Regions from separate parts of the Homo sapiens genome. Here region 2 is linked to region 1. Evidence: chromatin loops called from intact Hi-C (ENCODE). Cell type or tissue: dorsolateral prefrontal cortex. All regions are shown on one strand. Each heading gives the region's core, and the rest is flanking DNA. Links, peaks and the distances in the headings are about the cores only. Region 1 has its middle 58 kb from the start of LINC02393. Region 2 has its middle 110 kb from the start of LINC02411.

What was found. Peaks named below come from ENCODE experiments on the same cell type or tissue, not always from the same donor. Only the 100,000 strongest peaks of a DNase experiment are listed, where the experiment ranks them.
Region 2: a loop joins it to region 1, with 4 times the contacts of the local background. A loop is called at or near these places in 1 of 110 quality-filtered maps.

Annotation. Positions count from the first base shown.
Region 1 is chr12:127,821,886-127,824,805 of GRCh38, forward strand. No RefSeq gene overlaps it. Among named protein-coding and RNA genes, the nearest start is that of LINC02393, 58 kb to the right of the region's middle. In dorsolateral prefrontal cortex, for the core only: no CTCF peak of the experiment used is centred there; DNase peaks (open chromatin) are centred at 980 and 1,306; H3K27ac peaks cover 2,475 bases.
Region 2 is chr12:127,749,291-127,752,210 of GRCh38, forward strand. No RefSeq gene overlaps it. Among named protein-coding and RNA genes, the nearest start is that of LINC02411, 110 kb to the left of the region's middle. In dorsolateral prefrontal cortex, for the core only: no CTCF peak of the experiment used is centred there; a DNase peak (open chromatin) is centred at 1,281; H3K27ac peaks cover 972 bases.

The DNA.
Region 1 (2,920 bases), core at 141-2,640:
TTATTAACAGAGAGAGAGAACTTTTATCTTATTCAAGCCGCTGACTCTAATTTTAACTAATAGACCTTCACATATAAATTGCCATGTAACATATTATGTGTGTGTATATATATATGTATAAACACACTACACACACACACACACACACACACACATATATATATATATAATTTTATCTATTGGTCCATCTGTCCACTGACATTTAGATTGAATCTGTACCTTGGTTATTGAGAATAAAGCTGCAATGGACATGAGAGATGCTGATTTTATTTTTAGGGGGATAAGTATTCAGTAGTGGGATTGCTGAATTCTATGGTAGTTAGAGAGTAAAATGGTGGTTTCCAGGAGCAGGTGGAGAGTGAGAAATGGAAAAATATTTGTCAAAGAATACAATGTCTCAGTTCTGGACACCTAACATACAGCAAGGTGACTGTAGTTGATAATAACGTACTGTAGACTTGAAATTTGCAAGAATATATCTTAAGTCTTAGTAGCACACACACATAAAAATGGTAACTTTGCCAGGTGATGTGAATGAGCTTGATGGTGGTGATGGTTTCATGATATATCCATCTACCAAAATACGCATTGCACACCTTATATGCATACAATTTTGTCAATTATGCCTCAATAAAACTTTAAGAAACTATTAAAAATAAAGACATGATATTAAAGTCGAGGCGAGAAAGAAGAGCAGGAGTCGTGTGGGGAAGATATGGTCGTGTTCCTGGAAGGTGACTGGAGAAGAGCAAGGTGAACATTCTAGGGGAGATTTTTCCTGCTGTGAATAGAGCCATGTGCTAAAGGTGCCTTTTGATTTGTTTTTGTTTGTTTCATCCTGTTTTTAAAAAAAGATTAAATTCACATACAAATAATTTATGTCCTAGGCTCAGGAAATTAACAAGCAAAATTCTCACAGGGAAGGTTAATCCCACATTCACTCAGTGATGTGGGTGGTGGCTGAGACAGGACTTGGTGCCACGTGGGAGAGTCTCTGAAAGTCGTTAACAGACTTGGGTTCTGACTCTGTTATTTCTGGAACTCATCAAAGCACAGTAAAGCCAGAAAACTGAAGTGAAATTACCTTTTCTTTCCTCTGAAGATAATGTAATTGACATAAACCATCTGAACCCAGAAGCCAGCAAAGTGTTCTCTTTTTTAATAACTTCTCAGAAAGGCCCAGCAGCCAGGGCCTCTGCATGGCAATTATCCCAGGAACTGTGGGCTCCTGGACACGCTGTGCTCTCCTGGAGAGCATGTGGGTGTAGCCCAGGGAGGTGAGGGCAGAGTGGGCAGCCAGGAGGGGCCGCTGCCAGGCTTTTTCTGTCTTATTTCCATTTTGGTAAATGATCTCACTTTTCTTCTTGAACAACCAATCTGTAACTGGAAGATGAACACGGGGAAAAACTGCATGTAGTGGCTTTAAGCACTGTAGACTAGAAAGACTTGCAAGGCCAGAGACTCAGGCACTTGGCATGGATTTTACATCCCCTGGGGAAGTGGCCTTGCTAAGGTCTGCGAGGCTGAAGCTTGTTAAGGCTTGCGAAGGTCTGTGACCATCATTACTGCTGGTTTGATCCCTTTGGATAACTGTATCCCTTCCAAGAGTTTTTGCAGAACACTCCGTAGATAAGATACCATTTAGACTCTTCCCTGAGCTCTGGGAACACATCAGAGAATCCTATGATTAAACATATGTAACCAGGGCCATTTTAACTGAGAGAGAGAAGGAGAGAGAAAGCATACTAGAACAGGACTTTGAACCTCCATGCCCATTGGGCTGAGTTGATGTGGAGGGAGGAAAGAGATCATTCCTGCTGTCTTGGTTGGTTTGACTGCCACACCCCACATCACGGCCTGTGATTCTTGTGCATAGTTAACCAACTGCTTTATATTCAGGGGCTTCGATGTAATCCACCTGCTACTGAAACAGACCCAATAGTCCCACAGAACTGATGTTTATGGTTTCCTTTGAATAAACATAGAAGTGGACCCTCCTAGTCTTGAAAGTTGAGAAAGTTACATTTTTCCTATCTGAGTTCCTTGCTGAGGAAACCAACCATCAGGCCTCCCAGAGAGTATCAAGGAACTGAAACTCACCACGTCTCAGCATCTGCATAATGAGACACCAGAGCCCTCGCCCACCGCGACTGCCTAACCCACCACCTGCTTCCTGTGGATCAATTCCTTTTCCTTCCCCTTCCATCAGTCCTGTTTACCTGCATGTAGCTACATTTCTGCTATGTAAACCCCTAATAGGATTCAGTCAGGGAGATGGATTTCAGACTGATCTCCCATCTCCTTGGCTACAGCACCTGATTAAAGCCTTCCTCTATACTCTGGTTTCTCTTCAAATTGTATACATCTTCTGATTAAAGCCTTCTTCCTTGGCAATAACTGTCGTCTCAGTGATTGGCTTTCTGTGATGTGAGCAGCAGGACCCAGACCAAACCCCTGGTGTTTTGGTAACACTGCTTCTGCCCTGTCCCCCACTGGGTGGGGACCCCATAAAGTGTTTCATCTTTAGGAAAACAAACACAAAAACTTGACTTTTCTAGGAGTACCTGATTAGATCCAATGTTTGGCTTCTGTTCTAACTTCAGAATGCAACTCCCCTCTGGAGAGACAATTTCTGTCTCGATTCTGCCAGGCAGCTCCATGATGCCCTCAGTGATCACTACAAGTAAAGCTCGGGGTCCCCAGCACTTCTCTTCCTCCTCACCCTCCTACCTGCTTCATCCCCTGTCTCCTGTATCAGTGACCCGGGATGGATGAGGGGTGATCCACCTCAACCCCTCAGGCACCTTTAGCACGTGGCTCTATTCACGGCAGGAATAACCTCCCCTAGAATGTTCACCTTGCTCTTCTCCAATCACCTTCTAGGAAAATGACCATTTCTTCCCCACATGGCCCCTTCCCT
Region 2 (2,920 bases), core at 229-2,728, 73 kb before region 1:
CTCTAAATAGATATGGAAAATAGAGACCCCTAAGAGGATAGCTATCTCTATCTGAACAAAGATACTTATAGAAATTAAAGTAGGTCATATTTCTGGCATAATTGAGCTGGGTGGTAGCATAAAAGTTTTTGCATGTTTTTCTTGTAAATTCATAAATATAAGTTTATGTGCCTAATTCTCCCTGTCTTTCTCTCTCCTTCTTGCTCTCTAAGTCAAGCATGTGATGGTCAGGAGTTATGGAGCAGCTGGCATCTCTATCTGACCACACGCAAAGCCTCCTGGAAAACACGTGGCCATATTGGGGTTGATAATTCAGGTAGCAGAGTTGGCTTCCATGCCAGAAGTGGGAGGGACAAAGAAACCACAGACTCCCACAAAAGGAGGAGGAGCTTTCTCTGAAGTGCTACTGCCCAAGAATCAGACACCTTTTGTGGTGGCCACTGATGTTTAAAGCTGAGACATTGGCTTCTGTGCTTGCCTTTCTGGGACCACCCTCCCTTTCACAGCACATGGAGATGCTCCACGAATAATGTGGCCAAGGCCCAGCCTCCCTCCCCTCTGCAGCATCTGGAGATGCTCCATGAAGGATGTAGCTCCGGGCCTTCTGAGCCAGGCACCCTCGACTTGGCCATCTCTATAACTTTGGGAAGTAGGGTGGGCCGGAGAGACCACCGAGTCCAAAGACCAGAGCTACTCCGGAGTGCCACCTTGTAATGCACAATTATTTGTTTGTGGCAATAAAATAAGTGGGAAACATTGACATTTAGCTAGAAAATTGAGGCTCTGACCTATGCGCCATGCCTATAAACTCCAGCTACCTAAACCTAAACCTCAGTTTGTTTGTTTGTTTGTTTGTTTGTTTGTTTTGATTTGGTCTATTTCATACCTTACCACCCTGGCTGCTCAATGGAGTAACCTCAAGAGCTGAAACAAAGTGCTAATGCTCAGGACCTAACCCCAGAAATAGTGACTCAAGTTTTCTGGGATGAGACCCAGCTGTAAGTATATCTTAAAAACAAAACAAACTAACACAAACTTCTCAGATGATTCAAATGTGCAGCCGGGGATAAGCATTTCAGACTCACTTTTGGAATATTTGCAATGCAAGATTTTTAAAAATATGGATTAGCATCTATATTAGGGCAGCTTTGTACCCCAACAGGATATAAAGGACTTCTCCCACGATAAAGTGGGAGAAGGAGACAACTCTTTCTGAAGGAAGCAAACACACACACACTCACGGTGTACTGTGCAGGGGCCGTTTGTCATCGGCACCAGCCCACGTCCCATCTGTGTTATGATAAGTGGCTTTAGTTGTGCAAGTTTTCTTGCCCTTCTCAGTTGGGATCTGGGGGTTGGTGCTACTGATGATAAAGAATGGCTCTAAGACACTTATCTGGCAGAGGAATGTAAGTTATGGCTCTCGGTGAAGTATAACTACAGATGAAATAAGGCAGAAGGGATGCTGTATAGTGCAAGGTTTGTTATTTCAGACCTAAGGCAGAGCAATTGTGGCCTGTCTCAGTCTTCTGACCTTGTACAGGGGTAATGTGCAGAAGCGAAGGATAACAACGTCATGATCTTCAAGAAAAATAGTGAATCAGATTTTTCAACAATGTACAATATGGTGTTTTGATAGACATATACATAGTAAAATAATTACTATTAAGCAAATTAACTTATCTATCTCCTAATTTATTTATTTATTTTTGGTAAGAGCCCTTGAAATCTACTCTTTTTTTTTTCTTTTTTATTTTTTTGAAATGGAGTCTTGCGCTGTTGCCCATGCTAGGGTGCAGTGGCATGATCTTGGGTCACTGCAAACTCCGCCTCCCAGGCTCAAGCAATTCTCCTGCCTCAGCCTCCCGGGTTCGAGAAATTCTCCTGCCTCAGCCTTCCAAGTAGCTGGGATTACACCCGGCTAATTTTTGTATTTTTAGTAGAGATGGGATTTCACGCTGTTGGCCAGGTGGTCTTGAACTCCTGACCTCGTGATTCACCACCTTGGCCTCCCAAAGTGCTGGGATTACAGGTGTGAGCCACCATGCACGGCCTGAAATTTGCTCTTTTAACGAGTTTCCAGGATACAATACAATATTATTCACTACAGTCACCGTGCCGTACGTTAGATCTGTAGACTTACTCATCCTGCATAACTGAAATGTTGTACCCTTTGACAAATATCTTCTCATTTTGCCCTTCTCCCAGCCCCTGGTAACCACTGTTCTACTCTCAGCTTCTATGTGCTCAACATTTTAACATTCTGCATAGAAGTGAGTTGATGCAGTATCGTTCTTTCTGTATCTGGCTAATTTCACTCAGCATAATGTCCTCCAGGGTCATCAATGTTGTCACAAACGACCTTCTTATTTTAAGGCTGAATAACATTTCATTGTGTATATGTGTGTCTATATACAGTATTAGTCCAGTCTCATGCTGCTAATGAAGACATACCCGAGACTAGGTCATTTATAAAGGACAGAGGTTTAATGAACTCACAGTTCCACATGGCTGGGGAAGCCTCACAATCATGGCAGAAGGCAAATGAGGAGCAAAGGCAAGTCTTACATGGACAAGAAAGCATGTGCAGGGGAAATCCCCTTTATAAAACCATGAGTTCTCGCATGACTTACATCACCAGAACAGCGCGGGAAAGACCCGTCCCCATAATTCATTTACCTCCCACTGGGTCCCTCTCACAACACCATGAGAATTATGGGAGCTGCAGTTCAAGATGAAATTTGGGTGGTAACACAGCTGAACCATATTATATTCGTATGTGTGTGTGTGTGTATACATATATATGTGTTTGTATACATACACATCACATTTCCTTTAACTATTCATCTGCTGATGGACACTTAGATTATTTCCGTATCTTGGTTACTGTCAATAGTGCTGCGATGGACATAGGAGCGTA